Regions from separate parts of the Homo sapiens genome. Here region 1 is linked to region 2. Evidence: chromatin loops called from intact Hi-C (ENCODE). Cell type or tissue: CD4-positive, alpha-beta T cell. All regions are shown on one strand.

What was found. A loop is a pair of places that touch in the nucleus more often than their neighbours do. Peaks named below come from ENCODE experiments on the same cell type or tissue, not always from the same donor. Only the 100,000 strongest peaks of a DNase experiment are listed, where the experiment ranks them.
Region 1: a loop joins it to region 2, with 9 times the contacts of the local background. A loop is called at or near these places in 107 of 110 quality-filtered maps.

What each region holds. Positions count from the first base shown.
Region 1 is chr2:85,825,529-85,829,528 of GRCh38, forward strand. LOC284950 (a long non-coding RNA gene) reads left to right here. Exons shown (of 3, transcript NR_038888.1): 3 at 1-1,260. Among named protein-coding and RNA genes, the nearest start is that of MIR6071, 44 kb to the left of the region's middle. In CD4-positive, alpha-beta T cell, CTCF peaks have their summits at 2,028 (motif pointing right) and 2,237; a DNase peak (open chromatin) is centred at 2,063; H3K27ac peaks cover 300 bases.
Region 2 is chr2:86,077,909-86,081,908 of GRCh38, forward strand. POLR1A (RNA polymerase I subunit A) reads right to left here. Exons shown (of 34, transcript NM_015425.6): 8 at 3,693-3,798; 9 at 2,908-3,070; 10 at 206-376; 11 at 1-73. Among named protein-coding and RNA genes, the nearest start is that of POLR1A, 26 kb to the right of the region's middle. In CD4-positive, alpha-beta T cell, CTCF peaks have their summits at 1,065 (motif pointing left), 2,190 (motif pointing left) and 2,393; DNase peaks (open chromatin) are centred at 1,063, 2,163, 2,603 and 2,913; H3K27ac peaks cover 1,548 bases.

The sequences.
Region 1 (4,000 bases), 250 kb before region 2:
TATTTGTCTTTTTATTCTTGAGTTGTAATTGTTCTTTATATATTCTAGATACAAGCAACTTATTATGTTTATAGTTTGCAAACAATTTTTTCCCATTCTTTGGGTTGTCTTTTCACTGTTTTGATAGTGTCTTTTGAAGCCCCAAAGTTTTTTATTCTGATGGCTGGTTTATCTGTTTTTTTCTTTAGTTGCTCATGCTTTTGGTGTCAATCTAAGAATGCAGTGCCAAATCCAGGGTCATAAGGATTTATCACTATGTTTTCTTCTGTGACTTTTATGATTTTAGTTCTTCTTTATAGGTCATTGATCCATTTTGAGTTAGTTTTTTTATACAGTGTGAAATATGGATCCAACTTCATTCTTTTGCATGTGGAAATTCAGGTGTCCCCACATCATTTGCTGAGGGGACTATTCTTTTTCCATTGAAAGAAGTTGGCACTCTTGCTCAAAATCAACTGGCCATAGATATGTGGGTTAATTTCTGGGCTCTCAGTTCCATTCTGTTGATGTATAGATCTGTCCTTATGCCCATACCACACTGTTTTGATTACTGTCATTTTATAGCAGGTTTTAAAATTGGGTAGCATAAATTATCCAACTTTTTCAAGATTTCTTTAGCTATTTGTGTTTTCTTGCATTTTCATATGCATTTTAAAAGCAACTTGTCCATTGCTGAAGTCGAAATTTTGATAGGGATTGCATTGAATTTGGAATCTGGGAGTATTGCTATCTTAATAATGTTAAGTTTTTCAATCTATAAACATGGGATGTCTTTCCACTCATTTAGATCTTCTTTAGTTTTCAACAATATTTTGTAGTTTTCAGAGCATAAGTTTTGTACTTCTTTTGTTAAATATGTTCATAAGTATCTTTCTGATGCTAATATAAATGAGTTTTTTTTTAAGACAAAGTTTTGCTCTGTCACCAAGGCTGGAGTGCAGCGGTGTGATCTCAGCTCATTGCAACCTCTGCCTAACGGGTTCAAGTGATTCCCCTGCCTCAGTCTACTGCGTAGCTGGGATTACAGGTGCCCACGACCACACCCAGCTAATTTTTTGTATTTTTAGTAGAGACAAGGTTTCACCATATCGGCCAGGCTGGTCTTGAACTCCTGACCTCAAGTGGTCCACCTGCCTCGGCCTCCCAAAGTGCTGAGATTACAGGCTTGAACCACTGTACCCAGACTGGAATTGTTTTCTTAACTTCATTTTTTATTTGCTCATAACTACTGTATAGAAATAAACTGATTTTTGTACACTGATCACATATCCTTGTAAACTTGCTAAACTCATTTATTAGTTTAATCATTTTCAGTGAATTCCTTAGGATTTTCAACGTACAAGATCATGTTATCTGCAAATGAAGACAATTGTACTTCTTCCTTTCCAATATGGATGGCTTTTACTTTATTTCCTTGCCTCATTGCCCTGGCTGGCCTCTTTAGTACAATGTTGAACAGAAGCTGTGTGAACAGACATCCTTGTCTTGTTCCTGATCTTCTGGGGAAAGCATTTTGTGTTTCAGCATTGAGTGAAAGCCCTTTAGCTGTGGCCTTTTCTAGATGTCCTTTAACAGGTTGAGGAGACCGAGTTCTTCAGAGGAGGAGCTGTGTCAGCTCTGAGGTGACGCACAGCATTGTCAGCTTTCTGAGTCTGAGGTCCCGGCTGGCTGGGAGGAGATGATGTCCTGAAGGATGTGGACATGATGGGCTGGGGCTCTGGGGACTTGAGGGGAGTCCCCGCTGCAGACCTGGGTATGGGAATAAAAAGGCAATATCAAAGGCAGTAATTGGACCCGTGGGAGTGGACCATCTCGGGAAGAGAAAAGAGCATCGGGGCAGAGATGTGGGAGAGGGGAGGGGAGCCCGAGAAATGGTCAGAGAAGGAGGAGAAAATCCAGACTGTGCAGGGAGGAGAGAAGTGCCCCAGCAGCTGAAGACGGTGCCAGAGCCTACTGGCTGGGGGGACCTTGCAGAAGAATGGGCCAGACCCACTGGGGGCCACCTGGTAGCCCGGCGCTGAGAGCTGTGCACGCGGCCTCACAACACCAGGTGGCGCGGTGGACCATTGTAACAGCCACTCCTCTTAGCCCTGGTGGTTTCTTTTCATTAACGACAAATGAAAGAGCTGGGGCCTCGCCAAGCCCCTGTTCAACCGATGGAACCTCTGAGAGGGGCTGTGACCTTCCTGAAAGCATTACAGGGGCATTGTGGCAAAGGTGGGGCTGCCTCCTGGCCTCCTGGCTCCTGTCCCAGGATCTCTCTCCAGTCACCCCTTACCTACCCCAAAGGGATCTAGAAAAGTGGCTGGCGGAATACCCGGTCAGAAGGCAGCCTGGAAGGACTTGAGGTCCACCAAACCCGTCTAGGTCCCCAGCACCACCTGCTTTTCAGTGTTGCCTGCGGTGAGATCACCTTCCTCAGCTTTCCCATCGATTCTCTGCTCCCAGTTCCCCACTCCCCATTCTCTTTCCACTCAGAGCCACATGATTTTCAGTTTAAGCTGAATTGAGTCACTCTCCGCGCCCCCCCCGCCCCTGTAACATCCCTCAGGGGCTCCAAATTGCTCCTTACCCCTACATTCATCTCCCTCATCGCAGCCACACCCTGAGCCTATGCTCACTTTGTGATTTGGTTGTTAAAGCATGTCCTGCTTTAACAACCCTTCTCGAAAGCTGCTAGTTTTGCCTGGAACGCTCCTCCTGCCCTCCTGCCGGCCCCCTAATTAGCATTTTGGTCTCAGTTTAGACTCACCTGGTTTTCCTGGTGCGCTCCCGTGGTGCGCCTCCCCTTTGCTTTGACACCGCCTTTGTCATGTTGACTTGTTTAGCATCTTTTCCCTCTAGACTGAGGATCCAGAACAGTAGGCAGGGTCCATGTTAGGTGCAGCCTGTCATCAGCGCCCAGCCATGGCTCTCTGCAGGCCATGGGAACTAAAGGTGGCGGTGCTGGCAGGGCAGGATAGGAGGTGGCGCCAGGAGCCACAGGGCAGTATTTCGAGGACAGCCCTGCTGGGTACTAAGATACAGCCAAGAGTGTCTGGAATGATGGGCAGAGCATCAACTGGTTTCAGAGTTTGAACAAATGGTGTTCAGAACAGCATGTTCTGCCAGAATGGTCAGCCAGACTGCCAGGACTGAGGGTCCTACAGAAGGACCCCCTTTGTCATTCTCACTTCCGTATTCCAGAACCGGGGGTATTTTAGTGTGTGGGAAAATAAAGCAATCGTTGAGTTCGATTTCAGTCCCAAGTTTTGGAAAACGTGTGGGTGCATCTGCAGTAGATAGGTCTCAGCACGGCCTTTGTTCCAACCCAGTCAGAACTCAACCAGAATTGGGGCCAGTAGATCCTTGAGCCAGACAATGACAACATGGAGGTACCCATAAAGCCTAGGGGTGACAAGCACCCAGCCATGCCATTCCTGTGGATACGAGGGTTGTTGGCCCATAGGACAAACTCTTCACAACATTTCCCTCTCCCTTCCCTCTTGCAGCTAGTTGCATCAGTGGGTGGTAATAGAGGTTCTGAATTTTCCCAGTGCATGGGCGGGACGGCTGAGGGGCTCCATGAATGCAAGTTTATTACACAAAGGAAGTCACCTATCTCTTTATGTACATAGAGACTTCCAGAAGGCTAAAGAAATAAAAAATGATCTAAATGAGCTTTTCTCCTTTGTATTTCATATTTCAGTGTTACAAATATATAAAATCTTTTTTTGGGGGAGTATTCAAACTTGGACAATACAAATTAGGCAGTCCAGGGGCTGGGCATGGTGGCTCACACCTGTAATCCCAGCATTTTGGGAGGCCAAGGTGGGTGGATCACTTGAGGTCAGGAGTTCAAGACCAGCCTGGCCAACATGGTGAAACCCTATCTCTACTAAAAAAATACAAAAATTAGCTGGGCGTGGTGGTGGGCACCTGTAATCTCAGATACTCAGAAGGCTGAGGCAGGAGAATCACTTGAACCTGGGAGGTGGAGCTTGCAGTGAGCCGAGATGGT
Region 2 (4,000 bases):
CTGAGCGCGCAGCGTAGTCCACTCGCTTTCCCATCATGTGTTTTCGGAACAGGCCTTCTTTCTTCTCCAGGATCTTTATGGAGAAAAAAGGTCATAAAAAACATTCAACAAGAATTCCAGTAGGCTTATTAGTTTCTTGTTTCAATACACAATGTTTATTATTTATCTTCTGTAGCTAGCAATGGGAATCCAGTTTTTTGCTCACCTGCCTAATGCCTGGGTACTTGTCCATCATTAGTTTGTCCATCTCGCTATCAAACACAATATTGACGTGGCTCTGAAGGCGAATCCAAATGTTGTAAAGTTTGTCTATGAGGGACTGGCCTGGAAGTGTACTCAAAAAGGATCGGTCAATAGCAATCAAAGAGTCTTTTTCCTGGAAGATGAAACCAAGAAAACAGGGATGATGGAAAAAAGCTCCAAAAGGCCTGGCTTGATTTAATTTTTCTTTCTTACCCTGGATCTGACAACTATGCACTCTGGAGTTTATCTCCTCTGAACCTGACAGATCAGAGACAAACATGCTAATAAATCAATCTTGTAAGTACATGTCAATAAGACATATCAGCACTATTATATATTTACCAGCCTGTCTCTTTCTAGTAGTAAGATGAACTCAAAATTTATAAGCATGCTTCTTTCTTAAGGCATTTTTGCTGAAATCCCTTAATATGCAATTCCTAAAGAAAACTAAGAAGTCCTTCCCACATCAGTACATTTCTTATGAAGTTCTGTTATCTTGCCAGATAACCAATTCTCACATGCAGTTTCAGTTTTATTTATGGCTTTGAAAAACTTGATCCAAACCAATTACAAACATGCAGGTGGAACAATTTCTTAAAAGGAACTAGGTTTGCCATACGATATTCTATGTCATCAACTAAGATGTGGGTCTCCAGCTGAGCTATATCAAGTTAGTGGCTGATTGCCAAGTCTCATTGGAATATTTAACCAATCCTTTTTTAATATTTTTGCCCCTAGCCCTGTCTCCTCCTCTCTCCCACTCCCTACCCAGGGGACAGAAATACACAGAAGCCTTCAGCTGGCTTAGAGCACCACCTATTGATACTGTCTGGCCACCTACTGGCCCAATCGACTGGGTATGACACAAGGAGACAGATGGTCCCACGTCTTCCAGTGTGGGCAGATAAGAGAAGAAACCTGTCAGTGTCTTGAGGTGGGAGGGTGAGGGTGGGTGAAGATTCAGTAAACGAGAATGTTATGAAAACCCAGTAGTGATGAAGTGGGCTTGTCATCAAACCTGAGGAACACAGGAATCTTCTTTAGCTCTAGGGAAAATAGATGTATTCTACATAAAACACTCAGGGTCCCCTTCTGGCTGGAGTCCCAGAGGGAGATACGATCACCTGCATGATGACCGGGCCCTGTTAGCCCAACTCACTGCTCATGGCATTACCTGGCTCAAGACCAGTGATTGTGAAATGAGTGAGAACTTGTCTCACTGGAGTATCCCCAATGCCTAGACGGTGACTGGCAAGGGCTGCCATGAGGATGGAACACAGAGAGTAAGGGGGGAGAAAAAACACATCCTGTCAATCACAAGGAAAGAGGGCAGTGGGACATAGGAATCAGAGGATGCTATTTGCCCCTCAGAGGCGAAGCATTTGTTTGACAAAGGGGACGACCAATTTTTCTTTTTTTTTTAATTATTGAGATGGGGTCTAACTCTGTTACCCAGGCTGGAGGGCAGTGGTGCGATCACAGCTCTCTGCAGCCTCGACTTCCCTGGCTCCAGTGATCCTCCCACCTCAGCCCCCTGAGTAGCTGGCACCATAGGCATGAACCACCATGCCCAGCTATTTTTTGTATTTTTGGTAGAGACAGGGTTTCGCCATGTTGCCCACCTGGTCTAAAACTCCTGGGCTCAAGTGAACCTCCTGCCTCAGCCTCCCAAAGTGCTGGGATTACAGGCTTGAGCTATCATGCCTGGCCAGGCTGCCCGATTTTTAAGGGACATCAACCCTGGTCACTGGGTACAGTTATCCCATGGTCTTTTCTTGGAAACTGCACTAAGGCATGCACATGGCTGATGTCTTTTACACTAAGGAGTTTTTAAAAGCACACCAATGCGGGCCGATCAGGAAACAAGCAAAACCACAGAAAGCCCCAAGTGTAACCTGCACCATAAGTGTCCAAGAGACAGTGGCGCCACCTTGTGATGGGCCTGGCAGACAGCGGGACTGTCGCAGCGGCTGGAGTCTGAGAACCCGGACTGTCTACCCAAGGCTGCCTATTTGCATCCAGAGAGTACTTTAGAGCTGGGAAGGATCTTGATGACCTCAGCAAGCTTCCTGGGTGCCCAATTCACCTTTGTACCCACTGAACACCTACTAATTAACCCGGCACACAGATGGGGCTCAGGAAATGTTAGTTGAAACTGTCCTATTCTGAGAGGAATTTCCACTCTGCAATACTGCCTTCCTGACCCCAATGCTGGAGACATTAACGTGTCCAAAATAGAGCTGGCAACATGAGCTCTAGTACTGTGACCCAAAAGGGACACTCTTAAAGCCTGAGGGAAGTAGGCTATTCTTTCTAGAGCTGCGAGAGCTGGTAGCCCGGAACAGCCTAGGTGTGAAATCTCACCACAAATCACATGCACTTTATAGCAGACACTAGTATAAGGAAGTGACTCAACTAGGGTCACCTGGCATGGTCGTTCGGTGTAGAAGCTAGACCAGAACCCACACCTTTCCATGCTCAGACCCATGTGTGTCCCCCTAATGTTCCTAGGTGCCCCCTAAGCCCAGAGCTCACACTAAGGCTGCTGCCAGCTGCACAGAACATCCCAGGAAGCATCTCCCAGACCCAGTGTCTACATCCACAGCTCACAGAGTTAGCACTAAGCATGTGTGCTCATCACATCAGCAACAGAGCAGCCCTGACCTCATCTGTAGTGGGTGTGGCCACTTCCTCTGGCAACTTCTGTTCTTGGGCCATCAATGCCAGAAGTTTTCGAATCAGAACTACATCCTTCATGACAGCCTGCAAGTTCACCGTCTGGCCATTAGTAAACATCTGGTCTCCTAGGCGACTGACTGGGCGATACCTGCAGGGGGACATACGGAATAAATGAATGTTTAGTGTGAGGAAAGGGTCATGTTCTTCAGCCTCTCACCCATGCCTACTGTAGGGAGCACACCCCACCATGCTCAAAACAACCAACCTTCCTAACCAACATTCCGGCTGGGTGTGGTGGCTTAAGCCTGTAATCCCAGTACTTTGGGAAGCCATGGCAGGTGGATCACTGGAGGTCAGGAGTTCGAGACCAGCCTGGCCAACATGGTGAAACCCCATCTCTATGTAAAATACAAAAATTATTTGGGTGTGGTGGTGCGTGCCTGTAATCCCAGCTACTCAGGAGGCTGAGGTAGGAGAATCACTTGAACCCAGGAGGCAGAGGTTGCAGTAAGTCAAGGTCATGCCACTGCACTCCAGCCTGGGAGACAGTGCAAGACTCCACTTCAAAACAAACAAACAAAAACAACCAACATTCCTATTGCGTTCACAACAAACGGGAAGGAAAGCAAGCCCTCCCACCACCTGCACCTGGAGCGGAACTGCAGCTTTGTCTCTCAGTGCCCTTGGCCCTTTCACCTCTCCTAGAGGTCACATTTCAGTTCCTTAGTACGCTTTTTTTCAGGTGAAATAAGTTAATTAAAGGGTATTACCTTGAGGGCGGCACCACCAAGAAATCTAGAAAGAACACACTGGGATTGAATCTGGATTCCATACCATCATCATCCATTCCCGAAAAAAGGTAGTTCAGAAAGAATCCTGCGTTGGAAAGAAATAAACCAAGAAGACCATTTAAATCTATCACTAAGGGCATGGGAGGACAACCATAAAAATATTACTGAGTGAGGAAAAAACAGAATACAAGATAATATGTAGAGTTAAGGTCACAGTTTTCTTTTTTGAGAAAAGGTCTCACTCCTGTCGCCCAGGCTGCTGTGCAGTGGTGCGATCATGACTCACT